Regions from separate parts of the Homo sapiens genome. Here all the other regions are linked to region 2. Evidence: chromatin contacts called from ENCODE Hi-C or POLR2A ChIA-PET data. All regions are on one chromosome and are shown on one strand. Each heading gives the region's core, a stretch centred on a gene start or an enhancer-like site at or near the end of the contact. The rest is flanking DNA. Distances are from core to core; before and after follow the strand shown. Region 1 overlaps HS1BP3 (HCLS1 binding protein 3). Region 2 has its middle 24 kb from the start of HS1BP3-IT1. Region 3 overlaps LOC107985856 (a long non-coding RNA gene).

What was found. Hi-C counts contacts between places; a loop is a spot of excess contacts on that map. ChIA-PET counts read pairs that join two places held with the same protein, here RNA polymerase II (POLR2A). Pooled maps may share reads with other maps.
Region 1: a map of endothelial cell of umbilical vein shows a loop between it and region 2 (5-fold over the local background). The contact joins two enhancer-like sites. A Hi-C loop is called at or near these places in 9 of 168 maps with a recorded cell type or tissue (HepG2, PC-9, ascending aorta and 6 more), 5 of 37 single-sample maps with no recorded cell type and 19 of 50 pooled maps. POLR2A ChIA-PET finds 5 or more read pairs at or near these places in 5 of 52 experiments (H1, HEK293, HepG2 and 2 more).
Region 3: a loop to region 2 is called in a pooled map, with 5 times the contacts of the local background. The contact joins two enhancer-like sites. A Hi-C loop is called at or near these places in 2 of 168 maps with a recorded cell type or tissue (MCF 10A and PC-9), 17 of 37 single-sample maps with no recorded cell type and 11 of 50 pooled maps. POLR2A ChIA-PET finds 5 or more read pairs at or near these places in 6 of 52 experiments (HEK293, HepG2, OCI-LY7 and 3 more).

What each region holds. Positions count from the first base shown.
Region 1 is chr2:20,633,041-20,635,761 of GRCh38, reverse strand. All of the region lies in intron 4 of HS1BP3 (HCLS1 binding protein 3), which reads left to right. It overlaps LOC124907740 (a long non-coding RNA gene), which reads left to right. Exons shown (of 2, transcript XR_007086243.1): 2 at 760-1,046. Among named protein-coding and RNA genes, the nearest start is that of HS1BP3, 17 kb to the left of the region's middle. RefSeq lists an enhancer at 1-18. Within about 2 kb of position 1,266, at least 21 of the 41 ENCODE cell types and tissues checked have a DNase peak (open chromatin) inside an H3K27ac peak, as active enhancers do; they include PC-9, where a contact is called at or near this core.
Region 2 is chr2:20,567,125-20,570,220 of GRCh38, reverse strand. It overlaps a transcript of HS1BP3 not described here. Among named protein-coding and RNA genes, the nearest start is that of HS1BP3-IT1, 24 kb to the left of the region's middle. Within about 2 kb of position 1,705, at least 10 of the 41 ENCODE cell types and tissues checked have a DNase peak (open chromatin) inside an H3K27ac peak, as active enhancers do; they include PC-9, where a contact is called at or near this core.
Region 3 is chr2:20,494,635-20,497,488 of GRCh38, reverse strand. All of the region lies in intron 1 of LOC107985856 (a long non-coding RNA gene), which reads left to right. Among named protein-coding and RNA genes, the nearest start is that of RHOB, 49 kb to the right of the region's middle. Within about 2 kb of position 1,253, at least 4 of the 41 ENCODE cell types and tissues checked have a DNase peak (open chromatin) inside an H3K27ac peak, as active enhancers do; they include PC-9, where a contact is called at or near this core.

The DNA of each region.
Region 1 (2,721 bases), core at 17-2,516, 66 kb before region 2:
CTTCTGACCCCGTCCCAGCAGCATCCATGCAACCGCAGGCACAATGCACGTGCCTTTTCGTACTCTGCTTTTCCACCCTATGGTCTGTCCCGATTGCTGCTCCATGTCGCCCCTGTTTTGTATTTAAGTTTCTATTTTAGAATGTCACGGTGCTGAGAAAATTGACATTCTACCCTAATAGTTCTGCCTTATGCTGGAAATCCTCTGCGGGAAACCTTTTTCATTGTGACTCAAATAACACACAATTAGTATAGAAAAATTGCAAACACAGATAAAAGTCCTTTCCCTGTGAATTTCTGAATGCACCTTTGAATATTCACATCTTACTGCCAAAATGAGATTGTCTTGTGTGCCGTTCTGGAATTTGCTTTTTTCCAGCTTACATGTTCTAGGTCCTTCCAGATCAATAGCTGCACTCTCCCTCCTTCCTCTGCTGGTTTCTCAGCTCGATGGGCTGTAAGTGGCATTACCAGGCCCTTGCTTGTGGGCGTGGCGGGGTTTTCTGTAGGTTTTTGCTATTACAGGCAATAACCTGAGGAACTTCTACATATACAAAGCTTTTATTCTATGGAGCCTTCCCCTATATACGTGCCCCAGAGCAAGGTCCCTGAAGCTGCTTCTGGGGGCTTTGGGGTACCATTCCAGTAAAAGGTTCTCTAAGGGCTGAAGCCCCTCTGTTGGGAGGCCCCTCTGCTTTTCTAAGCCCTGCCCACCCCCGCCCTCAGGGCCCACTCCTCCCACCTCTTCTTTTGCACACAGGGACCCCCTCCAGGCCCTGGGTCCCTGAGGACTCACAGCGTCCTTGGGACAGGCTGGCTCCTGTATGAACAAATGCACCTGCCTGCAAAGCTGGTCTTCCCAGACTCCCTGGAAGGGGGAGCCCACACCCGGGTCCCCGTGCTGTGGCCTCCGTGGTGAAGCTGGATGTTTCTCTGGAATGCCACGTTTTATGGTTGTTTTTTAATATGGATTTTGCTTCATCTTTCATAAAACAACCACATGTATTTTAGTATAAAAATAATATCTTACTCTATATTTGGATGAAATCACTTCTCTGGAATGATTCTGTGGTTTTGAATGCTCCTGGCACATTGCCAGGTGCTCCCAGATTTGCTAACCCAAGATTTAGCAGCAAGACAGTCCCTTAAGGTGAGCCGTGGAGGGGAGCTCTGTGGGGACAGCAGGGCCTCAGTCCCACCTCCTGAGGTGCCCTGGAGCTGCTTCCCCGAGGGTGCCTCTTGCTAAATATCCCGACCACTGCGCATGGGCCTGGCACCTCTTTGTTCATTCCAGCCTGAGCCTGGGCACCCAGGGCTCCCCTGATGCCACCAGTGCAACAGAGACCACCTAGGGATTCTGGGCCACTGAAAGCTTGGCAGAGATAGAGATTCCAGGCCCCCCTCAGATCTGGGTAGGGCCCCCAGAATCTGTGTTTTAACAAGCTCTTGAGTTGGTTCTTCCGCAAGCTCCTGTTTGAGAATTCCCAGAAACCAAATTCTGTTAAAGTGTTGGAAATGCCAGAAAGGAAACAGGTGTGGAGAGTGGCAGGTCAGCCGTCACCACAGTCTGCCGCCCACAGGGGGCTGAGGACAGGGCGTGTCCAGAAGGCACTTCCGGTACTGTCTGCTCCCCAGCAACTCCTGCTCGGGCTGGGCTTTCCCTCGTCTGCTGACCCACCTGCTGGACGAGTTCTCTGCTGTGCCATCCTGGGGTTCATGTGGGGGCCACGAGCCAGGATGGCTGGGCCCGACCTCACCCTGCACCTGTGCAGCACTTAGCCCTGGCCTGGCTGGGGACCCAAAGCCATAAGGAAAGGAGGAGGCAGGTGCCACAGCTGCCCTGCAGCGTCACGCAGGCGGCACTCCACCCAGGCTGTCACAGTGATCACAGCAGCACAGTGTGCATGCCAACTGCATTTCCCCATCCAGATTACTGCCGTGGCCGGACGCAGCAGCTCACGCCTGTAATCCCAGCACTCTGGGCAGCTGAGGTGGGCAGGTTACTTGAGATCAGGAGTTCAAGACCAGCCTGGTCAACATGGTGAAACCCTGTCTCTACTAAAAATACAAAAATTAGCTGGGTATGATGGGGCACGCCTGTAATCCCAGCTACTCAGGAGGCTGAGGCAGGAGAATCGCTTGAACCTGGGAGGCGGAGGTTGCAGTGAGCTGAGATTGTGCCACTGCACTCCAGCCTGGGCAACTGAGACTCTATCTCAAAAACAAAACAAAACAGAAACCAAACAAACAAAAAAACAGATTACTGCACAAAGTCCTGCCTGAATGAATGGGCTGTTAGGAACAACAGATGTACCAGTGGTTTCTGCTTTTTAAATTCAGTAGCAAAACCTTTGGCTCAAGAGAAATATCATCCAGAATCCCAGTACATAAAACAGGCTGAAGTAGGATTTCCCCTGGTTGGGACAAGTGAGGACTGGATCTTTGTCCCTCCAGCCTCAGCCCCACTTCCTGGGGTAGCCCTGGGCAGCTTTGCAGAAGGCGAGGGCCCCTTAGAGTATGGTTTGACAGTGAGTGGGGCAGCTGGAAACCCCCAGGATGTGTGGCTACCCCCAGAGCAGGGTTAAAGATGGGCAGTCCCAGGTTCAAATCCCCTTTCTGCCACTCAGCTGGCGGACGCTGAGTGCGTTGCTGTACTTCTCCAAGCCTGTTTCTTTCTTTGTAGAGTAGGGGTAAAGTAGAGGCCCAGTGGCTGAAAGGATAA
Region 2 (3,096 bases), core at 456-2,955:
ATTCTGGTGTCCCAGCCTAAAAGAAGGGGGAAAAAAAACTCTCTTTTCAAACGTTTCCATGAGAAGAGGGTGCTGAGGATGAGAGGAGTAGTCTCTGGGGTGTCAAAAGCCCTGGAATTGCTTGTGGCCGGGGTTAGGGGAGTAGACTGATTCAGGTGGGAGCCAGGTGCAGCCCGTTGCATAAAGGATCAATGTTCGGTTTGCTTCTCTCAGGCTGAGGCCAGAAAAGCCCTGGGCAGGGCTGGGGGCAGCCCAGAGGGACTCCTATGAATGACCAGGCAGAGGGTCCTGATCCCAGGGAGGGAGACTGTTGGGGGCTGGGGAGCAGCACCTGCCTGCCTTTTCTGGAAAGTAGAGAGAGGCGGTGGGGCAAATGGGAAGCAGGGCAAGGTTCAGGGAATGTGTGAGGCTTGGGCTTCCTGGATACTCTAGAACTTAGCCCACAGCCTGGCCTGTGACTTGAGGTCCCCTGTGCCCAACTCCAAGGGCACAGGCCAATGGTTGGGAGACTCACTGGGATCAATGGAGTCGGAGGATCAGGAGGACACTGGGAACCAGTGGGGCTGGTGACCGAGAGAGGCATGGCTGTGGGTTTGTTGGTGGACTTAGGGGAAGGGTTGCCAAGTAAAATACTGGTTACATTTGAATTTCAGATCAATGAATTTTTTTAGCCTGAGTATGTTTCAAATATTGCCTGGGAAATACTTAGACTAAAATAAGAATTTGTTGTTCATCTAAAACTCAAATTTAGTTGGGTGTCTGATATATTTCTTTGTCAAATTTGGCCACCCTATGTAGGAGTCAGCCTGTTCTGAGAGGCAGCCACAGTCTGTCCACAGGCCCAATTACAGCAGACGTTTCTAAAACAACAAAAGCCCCAGCAGCTTGCACAGAAAAACAAAATACGTAACTTCCTGAGGACACGTTATTGTCTGAAGGTGGAAGTCTGCGATTTTGAAGGAAAAAACAAAAAGTTTTCTTGTAAGGAAGAGTGAGTCACAGACAGGCTAAACATGTTTCTCTGCCTTTTGGGGGTGGTGGGACATGGGCCTCCCTTTCTCTCTCTCTCTCCTGCCTCCATTCTTTTGGCTACCCGGGAACAAGGCCCAGGCAGGCTGGGCTGGGCTGCGGCTGAGCTGTAGGGCCACTGTCAGTCCTGCTGATCATGTCATTCCTAGCTGCCGGGCTCATTGGTGCCCGAAGTCGACCAGTACTCTGCTTACCCCAGAGAGTCTCCAGCCCACTGGGACCTCAAGCCACAGACCAGGCTGTGGGCTAAGCTTTGGAGTGACCAAGACGGCCTCGAGGGCAATCTCCTTGCCAGCAGTAGAGAGGATGCTGATGAGTCCCTTGGGAGGTCCCAACTGAGCTCTGGGGCTCAGAGCTGGGAGAGGCTGCCAAGATCTGCCTGTCCCTCATCAGGTGGGAACTCTTCGAGATAAGCACTATGTCTTATGGTTCTCCATCCTGTCCCCAACACAGGGCCTGGCCTATCACGGTGAGTGTGGAATGGGATGTGGCCTGGGCAGCTGCCCAGCCCTGGGCCCTGAGCTCCTTCCAGGAGCTGCTGCCACAGACAGGCAGATGTGTCAGCATGGCTGGGCCATGGCAGGCCTGGGAGCCTCCTGATTTGGTTCCTGTCACCTCCTCCCTCACCTCCTGTCTAGTCCCCAGACAAAGGGCCCAGTTACAAGCCACAAGTCTGATCCTGTTGCTGCTCTGCTTAAAACCTGACAGGGCTTCCATCTCACCCCGAGTGAACACTGAAGCCTGACGGCGGCCCAGGCTTGGCCCCTTCCTCCATTACCCGCCCGGCTCCAGCTCCTAGGAACCCCCACCACGTGCTGACCCTGCTCTTCTTGCTGTTCCCTGAACAGACTGGGGTTTCTGCACTTGCTGCTCCTTTTTCCTAGAATGTTCTTCCCCAGGTAGCCACGGGACTCCTTCCCGCCCTCCTCTAAGTCATTCCTGACCACGTGTGAGACTGCAGCCCCCTACCCCGCACCCCCCAGCACCACCTTTCTCCTCCTGTGAGGCTCTTTCTCCTGCTAGAACTGACTTGGGTTTGTGTCTGTCTCCAGCTAGAATGGCCCTGAGTATAGGGATTCATTTCTCTTTTGTTCTAGGCCCTTAGCTTCTAGGACAGTCTGGGCAGTCAGCAGGTCAGGGGTGGTGGGGGTGGTCCTGAGGCACTGAGCGAGACCAGCCCTAGAGGAGCAGGTGAGGAGGGGGCTGGAGCTGCCCTCCTAGGGGACTGACTGTTCAAATGACCTCCAGAGAGCCCCTGGGGACGTTGAGTTCCCCCTCGGTGCTGGGGGCCAGCTGTGGGAGCCACATCTGCATCATTGGAACTCATCTCCTCTTTCTTGAAGCTGCTGCAAACTTGGGGTCAGGTTCCACTGGCACGGAAGGGACACTGTGGGTCCTAAGGAGGGAAGCTCAGCTACTCCCAGGGACTGGGGTGAAAGGGCAAGGTCACAGGTCAGAGAGTGACCTTTCTAGCCTGCGGTCAGTCCTCTGGGCACAAAGGCAGCCTCTCCTCTGTCTGCAGGAGCCTGGAGACTGTCTGGCCCCACGGCATTCCAGGCATTCTTTGGGGTCCTAGTGGCCGGGGGCTGTGTCTGGGGGGGAAGTAGGTCTTTATGCCAGTGAGGAAGTGTCTGGCTGATCGCAGACCCCCTTTGTTTGGCTGCCAGCACCACATGCCTTCCTCAGGCCTCTCTGTCTTAACGAACTTACCAGCAGGGGCGAGGGTGGGTATGGGGACTGGGATACTTGGGGCCGGGCCCTCCTGTGGCCCTGCAAGCACAGAGCCCCTTGATTCCCCAGCGTCTGACTGGCCTGGCCTCAGGCAGCCCAGTAGGAATCAGTGTGAGGGCAAGGCTGAGATGCCCCCAGCTTCTGCCCCCTTGTTCTAGAAGCAGCACCTTACAGGGAATGTGGCTTGACCAGTGGAAGGAACTTGAGTCCGGGGGTCACCCATATTGATGTGAGTCCCGTGCTGCTGCCACTTACTAAGGATGTGACCTTTTCTCAGTAACATCAAGTCAACTCCCAAGTCTCGGTGTTGTCGTCTGTAAAACGAACTAGTAATAT
Region 3 (2,854 bases), core at 4-2,503, 72 kb after region 2:
AAAGCCCTTCCCGACTTCCTCAGCATTCACTTTTGCCACAGCTGCCCTACACACATCCCCTATTTCAGCAGCATTGCCCATAGGAAGGAGTTCAGCTTAAGTCACAAATGCATCAAAATAATAAACGTGTCCTCTTTTCAGTCCCCCGAAAGCACCAGGCACCACGCCGCCTCTGCACTTCTGTCCCCGTTGTTCTTCACCTTGGAAGCCAGCTTCCCCCTCTCCACTTACTCACACCTCGCTGTGGATGAGGACTGAGTGCCTGGCCTCTGCCAACCCCAGCCAGCAATATAGCTGAGGGAGCAGGAGGTTGTCCACTCAGCCCAAGGAAGGAGAGGCCACGCTCAGCCCCATGCGGGGGCTCTGCAGCTACTGCCCTTCGCAGCTGTGCCTGGGGCTCAAGAATGTCCCAGAACCCTCACCCTCCCCTCCTACCCCACCCGGCAAATGGAGTGCTGAGAAGGCACCGCTCCCCCGTGCTCTCCACCACCTCTGCAGACATTGTCCTGCCCTCCCATGTCCCATCCGCCACCCAGCTGGGCTTCAGGACATGGATGATGCTTGGTCTGCAGTCTATACAGTTCCAGAAGATCAAGAAAAACATTCTTGCAGTAGAAAACAGTGTTCTATGTGCAGAAGTTGACAGGTGCTATTGTCACCTTTCAGAGCAATTTGATGCCTTCTGAAACGTGAGTGCCTGTCACTGGAGGAGGAAGTGTTTTTGCCAAGCGTTTGATGCATTTCCAGCAAAGTCACGAAACGCACAAAGCTGCCTAGCAGCGGCCTGCTCCTCAGCCAGCCACCGCTCCAGGCTTCCTTGAGCTTCATGGTGTCCTGAGGGCAACACTGTGTGCCCTGACCCTGCTTTGTCTTCTAGTGGGAGACCTGAACTAGAGTGCCATGAGTCAGCAGGCTCAGTCCGCACTCTTTGCCAGGACATGAGCAGAACTAGGGGGACAACTTCTGCTACATTTGCTTGGAATTGCTTTTGTCTTTTCATCCTAATGAGGTAGAAAGTGGGAGAGGGGCTCCGTGTAGTCTGTCCCCTGAACGTCTCTGCCCCCACACCACTGCCCCACCCCAAACCCAGAGTGGACTCACTCATCCTGGAGCTCAGCCACCCCCACACCTGGAGGGTGGTGGCATGCCACCAGGGACATTAGCTGGACAGTAAAGGCTAGTCTGTCCCTCCCAGCACAGTGAGTCACCAGGCAACGACTAGCTCCTCAACAACAGAAGAGTAGGAATCAGGGATGACCAGTTGTTCTTGCTCCAGTGAATGCCAAAATGCCCCTTGGGGATTCTTGGGCTCTTCTCTAGAAACAGGGAATGTATAATGAGGGCATTGGAATCTCAGAGCCTCTCTGTTAATATAGTAAATGTTTATGAGTATAAACTCTAGAGTCAGTATGCGTGGGTTCAAATTCTACCTCTGCCATTTATGTAAACGCTGTGTGACCTCAGACAGTGATTTGGCTTTTCTGTGCTTAGACTCCCTATCTTTAAAATGAGACTTTTAAAGGTAATAAGGGAGCTCCTCTACTTCTTAAATTTGTCTCAGAACAATTAATATTTAGTATATTAATATATTTTAAAGTAATGTCAAAAACCGCAATTATTTTTGCACTAATCTAATACTTTTAACAATGTCCAGCGCATGGTAAGTACCACAAGTGCTAACTTGCTTTGGGGGAGTTAGACAGAAATCAAGTGCACAGGCTCTTAGAACTTGGGGATAAGTAGCCAGAAAACAAACAAAACAAAAAATTGGGCCAGGTGCAGTGGCTCGTGCCTGTAATACCAGCACTTCAGGAGGCCGAGGCTGGGGGATTGCTTGCGCTCAGGAGTTTGAGACCAGCCTGGGTAACATGGTGAAACCTCATATCTACAAAAAATACAAAACTTAGCTGGGTATGGTGGCATGTACCTGAAGTCTCAGCTACTCGGGAGGCTGAGGCGGGAGGATTGTTCAAACCCAGGAGGTCGAGGCTGCAGTGAGCTGTGATCATGTCACTGACATTGTGCCACTACACTCCAGCCTGGGCAGCAGAGCAAAAAAAAAAAAAAAAATGAAGATTAATGGATTTTGGATCTTGGTTCTGTCCCTTTCTAGCTGTGTGACTTTGGGCCAGTTAGTTAAATGCTTTGTGCATCAGTTTTCTCATCTAAAGGGGGCAATGTTACTAGTACTAGAATAGTTAAACGATTAGATGGATGGATATTTAGAAAGTTTAGAGCAATGCCTAGTACTACATTAGCTATTATTACTGTTCTGCATTATTATTATTATTATTATTTTATAGTTTACCTATGAGTATTGTATTATTATTTCTCTGCTATAGGAGAGACACAATTTCAGGGCCCTCATTCCCCAGGCTGTGAGGGGCCTCAGCTGAGGAACAAGGGTCAGACTAGAGCCCCAGAAGGTGGTAATCTCTTTGGCCCTGGAGTGGGGCAGGCCAATGCTCAGTCTGGTCGGAGGGTTCTCATTTGCAATTCTAACAGAAGCAGGGCACTGCTGGATCCTCCAAGGAGGGCAGTACTATTATGAAGTGTGACCCAGGCCATCACCATCCACAAGAAAAGAGCCTGAACTTTGGGGATCAACAGATATGGTTTCAAACTTTGACTCTGTCTCTCAGCAGCCCTGTGACCTTGGACAAGCTGCTTGATTTTCTGAACCTCCATTTCCTCATCTCCAAATGATGGTAGGATCACCTTCCCTGCAGAGGCAGCTACACTCCTGGCCCTGCACTGGTTCAGGAAAAGCAATTCTTTCTTTCCTCATCCCTTACTTGACCTCTTTCAACTCTGTGATTTGGGGCCAGCCGAGGCTGAATTTAGGGAGGAAAGG